2 separate regions of the Homo sapiens genome follow, and region 1 is linked to region 2. Evidence: read pairs that join two places in POLR2A ChIA-PET (ENCODE). Cell type or tissue: endothelial cell of umbilical vein. All regions are shown on one strand. Each heading gives the region's core, and the rest is flanking DNA. Links, peaks and the distances in the headings are about the cores only. Region 1 overlaps SASH1 (SAM and SH3 domain containing 1). Region 2 has its middle 27 kb from the start of SASH1.

What was found. Peaks named below come from ENCODE experiments on the same cell type or tissue, not always from the same donor. Only the 100,000 strongest peaks of a DNase experiment are listed, where the experiment ranks them.
Region 1: POLR2A ChIA-PET joins it to region 2 with 11 read pairs; 4 of 35 experiments call an interaction of 5 or more read pairs at or near these places.

Annotation. Positions count from the first base shown.
Region 1 is chr6:148,394,196-148,403,014 of GRCh38, reverse strand. The region is part of intron 2 of SASH1 (SAM and SH3 domain containing 1); the gene reads right to left. Among named protein-coding and RNA genes, the nearest start is that of SASH1, 56 kb to the right of the region's middle. In endothelial cell of umbilical vein, for the core only: no CTCF peak of the experiment used is centred there; DNase peaks (open chromatin) are centred at 4,604, 5,904 and 7,014; H3K27ac peaks cover 3,363 bases.
Region 2 is chr6:148,311,273-148,320,091 of GRCh38, reverse strand. It overlaps a transcript of SASH1 not described here. Among named protein-coding and RNA genes, the nearest start is that of SASH1, 27 kb to the left of the region's middle. In endothelial cell of umbilical vein, for the core only: no CTCF peak of the experiment used is centred there; a DNase peak (open chromatin) is centred at 3,761; H3K27ac peaks cover 2,584 bases.

The DNA.
Region 1 (8,819 bases), core at 465-8,464, 83 kb before region 2:
ATATCTCTACTATAAATAATAATATCTATGATAAGTATTCATTGAGCTCTAGCATGTACCCAGGAACTATGTCAACTCTAATGTGCTTTTAAAAATGTCGTTTTTGGGCCGGGTGCTGTGGCTCACGCTTGTAATCCCAGCACTTTGGGAGGCCGAGACAGGCAGATCACGAGGTCAGGAGATCTAGACCATCCTGGCTAACATGGTGAAACCCTGTCTCTACTAAAAAATAGAAAAAATTAGCCGGGCGTGGTGGCGGGCGCCTGTAGTCCCAGCTACTCAGGAGGAAGGGGAATGGTGTGAACCCGGGAGGCGGAGCTTGCAGTGAGCCAAGATCGTGCCACTGCATTCCAGCCTGGGCGACCGAGCGAGACTCTGTCTCCAAAAAAAAAAAAATGTCATTTTTGGCCGGTCGCAGTGGCTCACCCCTGTAATCCCAGCACTTTGGGAGGCCAAGGCAGGCGGATCATTTGAGGTCAGATGTTTGAGACCAGCCTGGCCAAAATGACAAAACCCTGTCTCTACTAAAAATACAAAAAAAGTCCGGCATGGTGGTACACGCCTGTAATCCTAGCTACTTGGGAGGCTGAGGCAGGAGAATCACTTAACCCGGGAGGCAGAGGTTGCAGTGAGCTGAGATCGCACCACTTCACTCCAGCCTGGGTGACAGAGCAAGACTCTTAAACAAAAAAACAAACAAACAAAAAGTCATTTTTGTGATAATTATCAGCATGGTTGTTATTACCGCCTTCCCATACTTTGTTTTTTCCTCTTTAGTTTTTGGCAGTACTTTAGGTAGCAAGGCAGATAAAGTACCGTACCCTGAGGTTTAGACATGTGAAGTGAAACTGATGATCAATGATGCAGAATAGCTTAATTGATAATTATCACATCGCTAGCATTGAAAAGATTCATCAAAAATATTAAATAGTAAAACTTTCCTTAAGTTGAAATTCTCCTTTAGAAGGAAATGTTTAATCTTCATGAATCAAAATGACTGACTCCAATGAAGAATTCAGATAAAATACCCAAACAGATCCCGAAAGATGAAAGAGATCAAAGGAATATCTCGGAGAAAAGAAACCCACACCCTAAGGAGAAAGGACACACACATACAAACAAAGACACCCTTTGAAATCACAGATGAAAATCTGTCTTCCTTTTGGCATCTTTGTTAAGAAATCATGTCTCTGCTGTTGCACACACTAAAAAAAAACATACACCCCCCCACACACACATCCAGATGTTCACGAATATTCATGATGTGCTTCCAATTTGGTTTGGACTTGCTCTTGATTTATTTTTGATTAAGTTTCATCAGCTTCTGCTGGGGCCCATGAGATGGATGACATTGCTGTAGCACAAATTTAGAACGTCTTCATATTCTAAATAATTGCTCCAGTCTCTCAAACTATGCCTTATACATAAATTACTTATGCACAGGTCTCAGAATGGCCAGAGACAGGAGCAGTGGCTTACTCCTGAACTTAGATTCTTAATACCATTCTAGAGTTGGTAAATTAAGTCTCCATTTCTAATACACAGATTGACCTGTCAAGGGAGAAAAAAAAGCAACAACTTAATTTTCTTTTTTGAGAAGTGCAGTGAAACACTAAGGGAAAGGTATGAGCTGTGCTCTGGGGTGTATTGAGATGTATTTTCCAAAGTTACCCCATGAGCTAGTGTGTGTCCTTCCTGATATTGAATAGTTGAAAAGTCAGGATAACTGATGTGACCGCATCAATTTTTTTTTTTTTTTTTGAGATAGGGTCTCATTCTGTTGCCCAGGCTGAATTGCAGTGGTGCAATCTCGGCTCACTGCAACCTCTGCCTCCTAAGCTCAAGCCATCCTCCCACCTTAACCTCCGAAGTAGCTGTGACTACAGGCATGCGCCACCATTCCCAGCTCGTTTTTGTTTTCTGGGTGTTTTTGGTAGAGGTGGGATTTCACCATGTTGCCCAGGCCAGTCTCAAACTCCTAAACTCAAGCGATCCACCAGCCTTGGCCTCCCAAAGTGCTGGGATTACAGTCATGAGCCACCACACCTGGCCAACACCAAACAAATTTGCTCAACATTTTACCATCTTGTTTTCTTCAACTTAAAATTCTTAAAACTTCCAAACCGAAAGAAAAGACAATCCCAAATGCAAACATACTGCTGGAATGGGGGCAATGGTCTTCTAATGAGAGGGAGCGAGAGAAACCTCCCACTGATACACATGGTGATCCACAGCTCAGAGCTTAATTCTCTTTCTTTTTCCCCCAGACAAAGTCTCACTCTGTCGCCCAGGCTGCAGTGTAGTGGCGCTATCATGGCTCACTGCAGCCTCAACTTCCCGGGTTTAAGTGATCCTCCCACTTCAGGCTTCCCAGTGGCTGGGACAATAGGTGTGTGCCACCACGCCCTGTTTATTTTTGTATTTTTTTGTAGAGACAGGGTTTTGCCATGTTACCCAGGCTGGTCTCAAACTCCTAGGCTCAAAGGATCCACCTGCCTCTGCCTCCCAAAGTGCTGGGATTACAGGCATGAGCCACCAGGCCCAGCCCAGAGCTCAGTTCTCTCTACTGTTAGTCATTTCGGTGTACAGGAGCTGTGGTGAGAGATCAGTCTAAAATATGGACTGCGTGCGTCAGGAGGACAATGTCAGGTGTAGTGTGTGACAACACCAGCATAGGCTCAGGGCCCTGCCTCAGCTGACTACCAGGCTGGGCCCTGCAGGTGTCTGCCTAATTCCATTCCAGATGCCAAACTGCCTCAGGCCCCACACAGGGTTCTGCAGAATAGGTGGGCCACTTGGCTTGGACCACTCAGTCATCTCCTACAGTCTCAAATGTAGACTGTTGACATCACCGCTAAATGACATAGATCCAGCTACAGAAACCCACTCTGAGGGCCTGGAAATAAGCAAACATTCACTGCACTCCTTTACATTTTGTCTCACTTCAGATCATACTGCCTCTAGTGTGCTACAAATTAACATTTTTAAATAGCCTATAATTAGCTTCTGATTAGCCTAAATAAATTATACTGTAATCTTCCATGTTAAAAATGTATATAATTGTTAAATGTAAAGACTGAGATCACACTACAATTTTGGCATCCTGGTTTTAATATTCCAGGCTCCAAAAAGGCACCTGGCCTGGGCCTCGTTCACCCCCTGAATGGTCCTGACTCCAAAAACAGGGATGCTCCTTTCCCTCCCAAGCCCTGGCCAAGCCCTGGCCAAACCCTGGATACCTGCTAGGTTCCGCCATCAAAGTGGCCACTTTTACCTGAGTTCCTAACTCTTCTCCCCAGTTAGTGTCAATTTCCTCAACATTTAGGAATGCTGTCTGTTGTATGCAAATGGAAACAACAAAGCTCAGACTTTTTCCTTTTTGGCAAGTACTAGTATTGAAGTAGTATGCTAGTTTGGTGTTTAAGCCCTCAGGTGTACTACTTTTTATTAAAGCAAGCAAACAAAAACCATTTCTAAATGTTCAGGAGCAAGAGAAAAAGAAGCTGAAATTCTGTAATCCTAGCATTTTGGGGGGCTGACGCGGGTGGCTCACCTGAGGTCAGGAATTCAAGACCAGCCTAGCCAACATGGTGAAACCTCATCTCTACTAAAAATACAAAAATTAGCTGGGTGTGGTGGCGGGCACCTGCAATCCCAACTACTTGAGAACTTGAGAGGCTGAGGCAGGAGAATCACTTGAACCCGGGAGGTGGAGGTTCCAGTGAGCCGAGATCACGCCACTGAACCCCAGCCTGGCAGACAAGAGTGAAACTCAAAAAAAAAAAAAAAAAAAAAAAAAAGAAGCTGAAATTGTTGATGCACATTTGAAAAATCTGAAGCTCTCTCTACTCTTAGACTGTCATGCACAACACAGCCAACCCGGTGGTTTCCGCAAGTGCACAAACAGTCTGCAAAGGTGTCTAGTGCCTAAGTGTAAGGTTGGAAACACCTGAACTGACTGCAGGGTTAATAAAAAAGAAAAGCCTTCTTAATTACCAAAGGTACAGAATGCCAAGATCAAATCTGGCACCAAGAGATCTGTTGATGTCCACGTTCCCATAGTGCCATGTGCAAAAAATGCTGACTAAATTGGAACAGGGCATTTGATTACAAATGTGACTTTGTCTGAGAGAGGCCAGAGCACAGAACTGTATTACCATCTGGCTTAAGATATAATGCTTCAGTGTATTTGACATCAAGTGTGTGAATCCCACAGCAGAATGGAGTTCAGACTCACCATCTAATGCCCACAGATACTGATCACCATCTTCAAATCAGCTGTAGCCCAAAGCTAGCAAATAATGTAAGTGAAGACAAAAGGAAACAGAACAAAAACTAATGCCATTTAGAGAAACAACGGGGCTTCAGCAGGATAACTCAGGATAGTGTGCGGCACAGTTCTCATTCTTATCCTATGGGGATAAGAATAAGAATTCAGGGACGACATAAGTCTTCTGTGTTTCTATGCTCTGGGGGCAGACCTGTGTTCCTTAAAAACAATGGTGACCTTGTAGACTGAGCTGGGCAGAGTCTCACTTTCCTGATCATTTTCTTGAATATTCAGGAAGCTCAAATGTACAACAGGAAACCTGTTTCCCATATGCTTTGCTGTCTGTAGCAAATAACAAAAGAGCAGTCAGTGAAACCAAACAAAAACCCACACAGACTGGACTATGTGCGCATGTCTGCGTGAAGCCACAGGCAAAGCAAGAACAAGTTCACCTTGGCCCAGCGGTCAACAATTGCAAAATGGCAATTTATTCTGTTTCGCCCTGTGAATAGGAATGAATCGGAATATTCTACTTTATCTTTTATATCATTAATAATCCAAGGACCTGTGAAAGAACAGCCTGCCTCTTTTTTCCCCTCACATCGTTTATACCATAGTTTCTAGCCACATTTACCCCTCCCTCCATTTTTGGCCTTGGATGAAACTGTGACGTCTCCCTGAAGTTACTCCCCACGGTCCACACCTCCCTCAACCAGGTCAGTCTTCCCTGTGCCTTCTGATTGGGAAGCCTGGGTTACCACTTCCTCTAAGGAGTCATCAGGGACCCTCTTCTGTACTCCTGCACAGCACGGTAAGAGTATGTTACTTGCCTCACACCCCTACTAAACTGTGGCCTCTTTGTGGGCAGGGAATACATATTTTGTCTGTGATTCTGGAAAGGCAAAATCCCACATGACAGACTCAATGCTCATTAAATATTTCAAATATATTTAAATGCTCAGTTGAATATTTACACACATGAATGAATTCAACAAATACTTATTGGGCACCTATTATGTGCCATGCACTGTTCTCTATGCAAGGGTACAGTAGTGACCAAAACAGACCAACAAAAATCCCTGCCCTCAAACCAGGCAGGACCCACTAGAAGGGACAGGAAGCAACTTTGCAGGTGCTGAATGTGTTCTCTATCATGCTGGGCTGCGGGTGACGTGGGTATATTTATTTGATGAAGTTATACAACTGACATTTGTGCATTTAGATGTATATAAGTTATACCTCAAAACAAATTTTTTTTTTGAGACGGAGTCTCACTCTGTCACCCAGGCTGCAGTGCAATAGTGCGATCTCGGCTCACTGCAACCTCCACCTCCAGTGTTCAAGCGATTCTCCTGCTTCAGCCTCCAAGTAGCTGGGACTACAGGTGCCAGCCACCACACCTGGCTAAATTTTTTTTTGGATTTTTAGTAGAGATGGGGTTTCACCATGTTGGACAAGCTGGTTTCAAACTCCTGACCTCAGGTGATCCACGTGCCTCAGCCTCCCAAAGTGCTGGGATTACAGACACGAGCCACCGTGCCAGGACAAAACAAACTTTTAAAAAACATAGTAATCATGAAGTGTGAGTGGGATGTGAGGATGAAACAATGGCAGGATGCTGCTAGCTGTGGACGCCGGGAAACAGGCACAGGACGTTCACGGTATTATGATCTTTATAGATGTTCACATTTCCAACATAAAAAGCTATTAAAAAAATCCCTGCACTCACTTGAATAAATATTAATGAAGTACAAGTAATGGATACTCTTCAGCATTACTGCAGGGATTTTTCAACTCAGAACAGAAAGGAACGGAAAGAAATCAACAGTTACAGTCACTTATGATGACAGCAATTTTTTTCATTTAAGCCTCTAATAACTTTGAGATACTTTACTCCCATTTTATAAATTGGGAAACTGAGGCCAGGAGAGGTTACCTCACTTGCCAGGTAAGTAAAAGAGCCAGAATTTGAACCAAGTCTGTGACTCCCTCAGCCTCTTTCCATTAATGTTTCTTACACCCTCTTGCTCACTGCAACAAGCCCGGGTAAGGGCTCTTCCTCCAGCTTGGAGAGGGGGTGGTACAGTCAAAAGAGGCTCTGACAATTAGCACTGGTTACAATGGACACTACTCTTACTGCCTCTGTCTTAATCCAGAACTATATTTGGAAGGTTTAAGTTATTAAAATTGCAAGGAATGATAAGTCATTCCTACACCATTAACAATGGTTCTCTTTCTTTCTTTTTTTTTTTTTTTTTTTTTTTTTCTGAGATGCAGTCTCACTCTGGCACCCAGGCTGGAGTAAAGCGGCATGATCTTGGCTCACTGCAACCTCGCCTCCTGGGTTCAAGCGATTCTCCTTTCTCAGCCTCCCAAGTAGCTGGGATTATAGGTGCGCACCACCACACCTGGCTAATTTTGTGTTTTTGGTAGAGATGGAGTTTCACCATGTTAGCCAGGCTAGTCTTGAACTCCTGACCTCAAGTGATCTGCCCGCCTTGGCCTCCCAAAGTGCTGGGATTACAGGTGTGAGCCACTGCACCCGTCCAGCAATGGCCCTGCTATGACCTTTCACAGTTATAATATGCAATATTTTTATTGACATTCCCAGTCCTTAAAGACCTCAGTGCATCTCCACCTGGGCTCCCTTTTCCTTGTATTCACAAAGTCATGACAACAAATTGGCACAGAAGCTGGGCCAGGCTTCAGCTGCTGATGAGTATGTCATCATCAACAGAGTGCTGCTGGGGGTAGGGACTTCTCTGTCAGCTCCGTGCCACATCAACAACTGCACAAACTTGTTTTCTGCCAATACCCACACAGATTCCACCTCAAGATGCTGAGGAAGCTGATACTGCCAGTAATAAGAAGCCACCTTGAGTACTTTCCTGACCATGGTGTCACTTTGACAGATGTCAGACTTAGTATCATTCAAGTTGGACCATTATGGACTTGGAAAGCCACTAGCATTTCTGATTGCAGCTTCTCCCAGCCAAAAAAACACATGGTGCCCAGGGATTGTGCCAAATGTGGAGAGATATGGGCAACTTCCCTGCTGTTCACAAGCACTAATGTCCCAATCCCCAGCAGAGGGAAAGGCTGTGGTCCAAACACACCATTCCTGTAGGGCCCATTTGGTGCTAAATAAAAACTCTCACCATAGTTATAAATGTGAATCATAATCTCTGTTTATATTGTTGAATTTTTACCCATCTGTACTCTCTGTTGTCTTCACCAAAACTAACTGGCCCCAAAGACACTTTATCAAATGCATTATTCCAGTCAGGATCCGGGTGATTAAGTCCTAGAGAAAGAGCTTGACATCCAGTCCAGAAAGTTAATTACTAACATAATTATCAAAACCTTTTATTTTTCAGGGTTAAGTCAAGCAACTCTGTAGGCTGAGTGTCCTTTTGTTTCGTTTGTTCTCCAGTTGATACATAATTAGCTCTTAAGGACAATGCATTTTTTGACTTTTTAAAGCCAAACACAAATATCTAAGTATCCTATCTGTAGACTATTTCTTCAATCTCCAAAATTCACCCAGAAGATTTAGAATGAAACAAAGCCATAAACCAATTCAACCCATCACCCAAAATTCTCTGTCCCCAAGGCTGTCTTCTAAAATGACTTTTTCTAGAGCAGATACAACAAATCTAATGCTACTTTTCCCCTATAAAATGTTTGAGGCTTCTAATATGTTACTGCATATTTCCTCTTCTGCTTTTAACAGGTTATTTCATCTCAAAGCCATCTCGCACTCAGCTTTGACAGGGCTGCTGACAAACATAGAAAGAAACTGGCCAGTCACAGTGGCTCATGCCTATAATCCCAGCTCTTTGGGAGGCCGAGGCAGGTAGATCACCTGAGATCAGGAGTTTGAGACCAGCCTGACCAACATGGTGAAACCCCAACTCTACTAAATACAAAAAATTAGCCGGGAGGGGTGGTACACACCTGTAATCCTAGCTACTCGGGAGGCTAATGCAAGAGAATCGCTTGAACCCAGGAGGCAGAAATTGCGGTGAGCTGAGATTGCGCCAATGCACACCAGCCTGGGCAACAAAAGTGAAACTCCATCTCAAAAAAGAAAGAAAGAAAGAGAGAGAGATAGAGAAAGAGAGAAAGAAAGAAAAAAATTATTAAGCTGCAGGTCCTCAGACCTGAAGTTGTGCCAACCAAGCAGCCAGCAGGGAAGGCATATTGTTTACTTGTCTGAAGGCAGAATTGAAAGATTAGAAATACATGTAAAATTCTGATGCAATAAAAGGGAACATGACAGACTGGAAGTCACAGCTTTTCAAGGAAATGAGTTCCCATCAGGAATCAAAACTGTTAAGCACTGTGAGAGGGAACTTTCAGTAGGTTAACAGTGTTGTATCATAGCCTAAATGATGACTAGCCTCAAAACACATCTAACATGGACATCTAGACTTTGGAGCCATGTGAGTGACACAGGAAACATCCAGCACCTAAACCCGATCCTTGCCAGTTTTAGAATTTCCCTTTTCCACTGCAACTTGTCTGGAATTTCATAGAAAGAGAATCT
Region 2 (8,819 bases), core at 525-8,524:
ACATTAACAACTAACGATAAAATAGAACAATTATAACCATATGCCAGCATCACTGCTCTTGTACTTTGGGGCCATCATGAGGCAAAATAAGGGTGACTTCAACAGCAGTATGGTGATAGTCAATCTGATAACTGAGTCAGCTACTAAACAACTACTGTGTAGACCACATGGGTACAATGGACAGAGGGAGGAGTCACATCCTGGGAGGGATGTTGCTGGACAGCACAAGATTTCATTATGTCCCTCAGAATGGCGTGCAATTTAAAACTTATACATCGGGCCGGGTGCGGTGGCTCATGCCTGTAATCCCAGTACTTTGGGAGGCCAAGACTTGCGGATCACCTGAGATCGGGAATTCGAGACCAGCCTGACCAACATGGAGAAACCCTGTGTCTACCAAAAATACAAAATTAGTTGGGCGTGGTGGCGCATGCCTGCAATCCCAGCTACTCGGGAGCCTGAGGCTGGGAATTGCTTGAACCCGGGAGGGGAGGTTGTGGTGAGCCGAGATCATGCCATTGCACTCCAGCCTGGGCAACAAGAGCAAAACTCCATCTCAAAAAAACAAAAAACAAAACAAAAAAACAAAAATCTTATACATATTTATTTATTGAGTTTTCCATTTAATATTTTAGGACTAAAATGTGGGTAACTAAAATTGAGGAAAAAGAAACCATGAATAAGGGAGGACTACGGTGATTCACAATCTCCCAGGTTCCTTAACTCCAAATTGAAGGGGGTAAAAAAAGATAAATGGGGCTGGGCGCGGTGGCTCACGCCTGTAATCCCAGCACTTTGGGAGGCAGAGGCGGGTGGATCATGAGGTCAGGAGATCAAGACCATCCTGGCAAAACACGGTGAAACCCCGTCTCCACTAAAAAATACAAAAGAATTAGCCGGACGTGGTGGTGGGCGCCTGTGGTCCCAGCTACTCGGGAGGCTGAGGCAGGAGAATGGCATGAACTCGGGAGGCGGAGCTTGCAGTGAGCCGAGATCGCGCCACTGCACTCCAGCCTGGGCTACAGAGCCAGACTCCGTCTCAAAAAAAAAAAAAAAAAAAAAAAAAAAAGAAGATAAATGCGGCTTCTTCCATATTCCATAACAGGAGAATGGTCAAATAAATGATGATATGATGTCTTGAAGGAATAATATCTACAGATTAAATTGTTAAAACCGTATAAAATATGTAACAGCATGGGAAAATATTCTCTGTGTGAAAAATTTTAAGAAATTAGTAGTATAGCTGGGCGTGGCGGCTCACGCCTGTAATCCCAGCACTTTGGGAGGCTGAGGCGGGCGGATCACAAGGTCAAGAGATCGAGACCATCCTGGTCAACGTGGTGAAACCCCGTCTCTATTAAAAGTATAAAAATTAGCTGAGCGTGGTGGCCGGCGCCTGTAGTCCGAGCTACTCGTGAGGCTGAGGCAGGAGAATCGCTTGAACCCGGGAGGCGGAGCTTGCAGTGAGCCAAGATCATGCCATTGCACTCCAGCCTCGGCGACAGAAAGAGACGCCGTCTCAAAAAAAAAAAAAAAAGAAATTAGTAGTATATGTGCCCACAAAAGGTGAGAAAAGAAGCTGCCAATGTTCTATGGCCATGTTTGCAGTACAGTAAGGAGCTCAATAAATATTTTTTGAACAAACAAATAAATGAATGTCAAATGAAAGCTGTTGATGCATTCAGATGATATGATTTTGAACTAAACTATCTGAAAATTTTTCTATACTGTTACTATGCTGTTTAATGATAAGCATAATGTTAATAAAGAACACTGATTATTTACTGTATACAGGTACTGCCCTGTATATTAAATATTTTGTAATGCTACCTATTCATTGCCTGGCAAAACATGCCTGCTGTTTGTCTGTTTCCAGACTCAAGCATTCATGGAGACAAATTCAATGCCAGCCAGACATAGAAGTGTTCTAAAAATTGGTCTGGTGAATGAAAGAATGAATGAATGCCTCCATGAATGACAGTGGCAGAAACTGAGGGCCACGATACTAGTGCCTTAGACCAAAAGGTCTCTGTGTGATGCATGGGGATGAATTCTCAGTCTAAGTCCTGGGCTTTTAGATTCTTTATGTAAATACTTGCTAGTATTAAAATGACTGAGTTCCTGAAGCTGAGAGACAAGGGTTCTTTTCTCAACAGTTTCAGAAAACACAACCTTTCACATAACTTATGATAGTTCCTGAATGCCTCACTGTTAAATAATGGAATGCGTTGCTAAAGGTTGAGATATTATAGCATTTCCAAAAAGGCAGCAATGCACTATGGCAAATATTTCATGAATGGAACCTGAATGGATCCAGTATCCAACAAAAGCAAGATGTTGGGAGTCCCATTAAAAATTTTTTTCCTTGGCCGGGCGCCGTGGCTCACGACTGTAATCCCAGCACTTTGGGAGGCCGAGGCAGGCGGATCACAAGGTCAGGAGATTGAGACCATCCTGGCCAACATGGTGAAACCCCGTCTCTACTAAAAATACAAAAAAATTAGCCGGATGTGGTGGCACATGCCTGTAATCCCAGCTACTCGGGAGGCTGAGGCAGGAGAATCGCTTGAGCCCAGGAGGCGGAGGTTGCGGTGAGCCGAGGTCGTGCCATTGCACTCCAGCCTTGGCAACAAGAGTGAAACTCCATCTCAAAAACAACAAAAAAAATTTTTTTCCTCAATATTTTCTCAAACCTCCTAAATAATAACAAATATTCAGGAACCACTTCTTTTGATCCACCCATAGTGTTTAACTTTCCTGGTTTTCCAGGTTTCATGATAAACATGGTGTCACAGATGAACAAGAGCTCTTTATTGGACCAAATTTTATCACTGGCTTACGCATGCAAGGGTTCAGTAGAGACCACTGGAATTTCTTGTCTTCATCCAAGAGAAGTATTTAGCCTTTGGTCAGTAATATAAGCAATTTCACCCTTGATTTTTCTTGGATACAGAGTCTACCTTCTTTGCTATTCATCTCTAGATTTTCCAATGAAAGCCACTATTTTTGAAGTTGTTTTGTGCTGTTGGCTATTTCTCCTGATTCCTTCCCTTTCCAGCTAACTCAGAATGGAGTGCAAAGTCAGCCAGGTGCCATGTCTGATCACCATTATATTCCTCAAGGCAGAAATGGCAGTAGTTTTAAGCACAGCAGTCTCAGAGGTTCTTCTATTTCAGTAGCTCATATATGACAAAGAGCTTCATTTTGATCTTTCATGCACATTTGCACCCAAGATACACACCTTTTCTCATAATTCTATAACCCCTGACATACCAGAGCTGAGGCACCTCTGTATAGCAATCATAAATACTACCTGTATCATCTCAACATATGGTGACTGATTGCTCTGAAAAACATTTATAATCTATGAAGAAAAAACAGCAAAACATTTCATAAACCAATGGTGTCAAATGCCACTACTCTCTTGGTGTATAAAACAAAATGTCTAACTTTCAGTGCCTAGGAGGAGAAAAATGGAGACTCCAGATAATGCGCTGCCCAGCATTTCCTGAGAGCTTTCTTCTAATCATAGATGCATTCTGGGCAAGCCAATTAATCTGGGCATGATGCCCTGAAGCGGGCCGTGTGCTGTTCGAAGTCAATAACAGTGTGACATATATCTATGCTCTGTACCCACTTAATTTGTCCCTGGCTGGAATACATGAACTTTTATTTGTGCTATTATCATCATATCCTGTCTACACAGAAAACAGCTTCAGAGTGGCTCCCTTCATATTCAGTGCATTACAAATAAAGAGGCCAGTCTGCCCCACGCTGCCTATGCTTGGGACTCTGGTGGGTTCCCTCTCAGCCTCTCTCATTGAAAACAGCAGAAACAGAGGGAAGAACGTGGAAGCTGCTGCCAACTGGGAACACCTAGATAAGGGTAAAACTTGACAAGAAATTGTAAACATTGCACTCTGACTCCAGTAATATTATATTCTCAGTAAATCATTTGGAAAAATAATAAAGGTTTTACATCAAGCTAGGCAGAAGTAATGTTTGGACTATGTTTTGATTCTATTTTCAAAACATTGGTGCTCCAGGAAATCAATGAACAAAAGGAGGACTGTATCTCAAGGCTGTGAGGGGAACAATCTATTGGTCATAGCACAGGGATTTAGGAAGGTTGAAATGCCCATGGGTGTGGCAGGCTGGTCTTAGTTTCGAGGCTTTTATTTTTTCCTTGACACAGGGTCTTGATCTATGGCTCAGGCTGGAGTGTAGTGGCAAAATCATGGCTCACTGAAACCTCGACCTCCCAGGCTCAAGTGATCCTTCTATCTCAGCCTCCTGAACAGCTGGGACTACAAGCGTGCACCACCACACCCAGCTAATTTTTAATTTTTCTGTAGAGATGGGGTCTCACTATGTTGCCCAGGCAGGTCTCGAATTCCTGGGCTCAAGCAATCCTCTCGCCTGGGCCTCCCAAAGTACTGAGATTACAGGCAGGAGCCACTGTGCCTGGCCTAGTTTTGAGATTTTGACAGGGTAAGAAAGCTCCCATAACTAAAGCGAGGAAATCTCTTAAATTTAAGAAAGTTTGAATTTATATAAAACTGATCAACTAGCGGGGTTACCTGCATCATAAAAAAGTACGGTCTTTTAAAGATTCATCAAGGAATCTAAGGTAGTGGTTGAACAGATTGGCTTTGGCTTCAGACAAACTTCAACTCCCAGCAAGTTACTCTCTAAGGTTCACTTTCTTAGTTATTAAATGGGGTCAATAACAGAGTCTCTGACATAGTGTTGATAAGACAAATAAAAAAGTTAGTTTGCAAAGAACTAAACACCATGAGTGCCACATAGCAAATGATCAATAAAAACATATTAGCTACTTTAAAAATTATTATGTGGAAAAGTGCTTACTATAATCTCTATCTGGCATAAAGGGAGCAGTCACAGTCAATATATGATCATGGTTGTTATTCAATTTTTCATTTAAATTCTATTTAATAACAGTAATAAATAGTAGCTAATTTAATCCCTTAAATGCTTGCAGATCATTAACTGCTTTAAAAATCATTTATACGGGGCTGAGTACAGTGGCTCACACCTGTAATCCCAGCACTTTGGGAGGCCAAGTTGGGCGGATCACCTGAGATCAGGAGTTCGAGACCAGCCTGACCAACATGGTGAAACACCAGCTCTACTAAAAATACAAAAAATTAGCCAGGCATGATAGCAGGCGCCTGTAATCCCAGCTATTCGGGAGGCTGAGGCAGGAGAATCACTTGAACCCAGGAGGCAGAGGTTGCAGTGAGCCAAGATCGCGGCACTGCACTCCAGCCTGGGCTCCGTCTCAAAAAAAAAAAAAAAAAAGTCATTTATACCATTTTTCATTAATAGACTTGAAACTTAGGGGAGCAAAAGGAATTCTAAACCCACCTTCTCGTTCTTGTCCCTCCTCTTGAACTAAAGACAGTAATGATGTTGGGTGGAGACGCAAGAAAGAAAATACAAAGAATGCCTATTTCCAAACTTTTGTTTGAGGGCCTAAACTGAAACTTATGCTGTAGATTAGAGGGAAATGACCGTGAATGTCTTAGAAATAACTCCTAGATTCAGGCACAACATAATGCATTCAGCGGGCTCAGTAAATTCCTCATTACCATATAAATTGTTTTCAAATCTGATCTAATAGGATATGATTAATAATTGGGATTTGTTTTCTTCAAGAAGCTGAATGATTGAAGGGAACCTGATACAGTTTAAAGGGCCATTTCTCAATTGATCAAGTACTTTTTGTTTTGTATAAACAAAAGTATTCTGATTAGAATTAGAATGAGCTCCTTGTGGATACTGAGTGGGGAAGTGTGTAGCTGTGGCCTTGGAGTTGCATGAGTTCACCACAGGAAGTGGGGCTGCATCCACTCACCATATGGCTTTTAAAGTGAGAATTACAAAAATAATGGCTGCTCCGGGACAGGACTTCTAACTCCATGTTGTTTATCCTCTGATTAGAATACCTGGTAAGGCTCCCAGTGTCGCTTGGGCTACATCCCACTCCTTTTTGTTTTCTCTCTAGACCATGTCTGAGACGCAAAAGCTTGTTTCTGGTGTAAATTGAATGCAACCTGACTTGCTTATGAAAATCTGGACAGGAAAACACTGAGCTTATGCTAAAGGTGATTTTCAGAGGAACAAGGTTTCCTTGTTGAAGTTGACCAAAAATCAGAGCTATGCAAGGGGGAGGGAAGGATTAGCAAGTTAAGGGAAATAAAACCAGCAAAATAAGTCCTCTGATGAGGAATTAATGCAATGTGTTCAAGCCAGTTGACACAATTACAGCTCCCACTTCTCCGCCAGAAGGAGCAGGTAGCAGTATCTAATTCCATTCCCCACCCTACACCCGGCATGCAGCCGCACGTGCCACAGCCACCGAGGCCCCTGTCAATTAGAAACAGCATTAAAATGACATGCCATCTGCTCTACAAATGTCATCGAGCTCGTGCCACCTGTTGAGGGGTAGTGGGGGCAGTGGAAGGGTAAAAAGTCTCGACATAGGTTTGTGTATTTATAGAAACAAAGAACCATTTGATTCAATGTCCTCCCTCTCCCACCACCCTCTCCTACCCTTCTTTGCCAGAAATCTTTTTGAATAGTTTTGCAGCAGTATTTTCTACCCAGAAGAACATTTAAATACCATGCCCCAGGAATCACAGGACATGGAAAAATATGTGATGTACCCCAATTAGTAGGGAAAGTAATAGCTTGAAGCTACTCTTGAGCCATCCCCCACTTGCATTCACAAATAAACATGAAGGAAAAGTGCAGCCAAGAGGATTTGCACTTAATGAATTTTCTCCGGGTGAATACTAAGACACCAGAATGGGTATACAGGAGATTATGAAAGCTCTTTTCCAAAGATCTGGACATTAGGAATAGTATGTCCAAATCAGGACATCATGTCAGCTTCTGTAAGCTTCCCTCCTAGTCTCTGCTAATGTAGTTCCCCACTTCTACAATATCTGTGCCCAAGTTTGAGGTTTGGCTCAGTTGGTCTCTCCTCTCTCTGCCACTAACTCCTAAGACTTCTTTTTTGTTGGGAAGGGGTGTTGTTTTGTCTTGCTGGTGTCATTTAGTGAATCTCCCTCCTCAATCCTTGCACATCCCACTGAATCTCTGTTGACACTTCTACCTGTCCTTTAAGACACAATCTGATGCCACCTCCCCAGGAAGCTTTTCTTGACTGTCTCTTCTCATCTAGCAACAGCCACAGCCTCCTTCTCCTCCTCCTTCTCCTCCTTCTCCTCCTCTTCTTATCCCTATAGGACAATAGAACCTATCTCCTAAGGCTGGAATTAACTTATATAATGAATATAAAGGCACATCTAAAACCTAGCGTAGAGTAAATGGTCAATAAACTTTAGCAAATTTTACTTTATGCATTAGGTAGTTTAATTCTCAGAGCATATTTTTATTCAGTGCTTCTACTAATTCTGTTTTCACTTTAGAGATGAGGAAATGGGTATTTCTAAAGGTTAAGAAGCTTGTCTATGGTCATTCACTCAGCTTTAAGTGCCAGAGCACAATTTTCAAAATATTGCCTTCATGCTTTTTGGTTGTTGTTGTTGTTATTAATAGCAGGATCTCACTCTGTCACCCAGGCTGGAGTACAGTGACATGATTTATAGCTCAGTGCAGCCTCAAACTCCTAGGCTCAAGCAATCCTCCCACCTCAGCCTTCCAAAGCACTGAGATTACAGGCATGAGCCACCACGCCTGACCACCTTCATGGTTTTTGATGACTAAGTACTATCTAGAGTATTGCTTCTTTTTTCTTCCTGATCAGGCTTATGGAGGTATAATTTACACACTAAAAATCATGCTTTTCATTGCACAACACTGTGAGTATTACAGTCATGTAACCAGCATGACAGTCAAGATATAGAACAGTTCCATCACCCAACAGACTGCCCTCATGCTATTTAACAGTCAACTCGTCCCCCGACCACCAAACTCCAGAAAACACTGATCTGATTTCTATCCTTACTGTTGGACTTTTTCCAAAATGTCATACACATGGAATCATACAGTATGCAGCTTTTTGAGTCTGGATCCTTTCACTTAGCAAGAAGCATTTGAGATGCATCCAGGTGACTCAGTGTAACAGAAGTTTCTTGCTTTTTATTGCTGAGCCGTATTCCACTGTGGGGATGTACCAGAGTTTACCTGTTTACCAGTTGAAGCAGGTTTGAAAATTGGTTAGTTTTTCTTGATTATGAACAAAGCCATGATAAACATTCAAGGAAAGGTTTTATTTTATTTTTTTGTTTTTCTGAGACAAGGTCTTGCCCTGTCGCCCAGGCTGGAGTGCAGTGGTATGGTGCCATTTTGGCTCACTGCAACCTCCCTGTCCCAGGTTCAGGGGATCCTCCTACCTCAGCCTCCCGAGTAGCTGCAACTACAGGTGCATGCTACCACATTCAGCTCATTTTTCTATTTTCAGTAGAGATGGGGTTTCACCATGTTGACCAGGCTGGTCTCAAACTCCTGGGCTCCAGCAATCCTCCTGCCTCAGCCTCCCAAAGTGTTGGGATTACAGGCGTTAGCCACCACATCTGGCTGACAGGTTTTATTTGAAAATAGGTTTTCATTTCACTTTTTCATACCTAGAAGTGGGATTGGTGGGTTATAGGGAAAGTTCGCATGTATATTTAATTTTATTAGAAATTTAGGTGTGGTGGCAGGCACAGTGGCTCATGCCTGTAATCCCAGCACTTTGGGAGGCCAAGGCAGGTGAATCACAAGGTCAGGAGTTTGAGATGAGCCTGGCCAACATGGTGAAACCCTGTCTCTACTAAAAATAAAAAAAT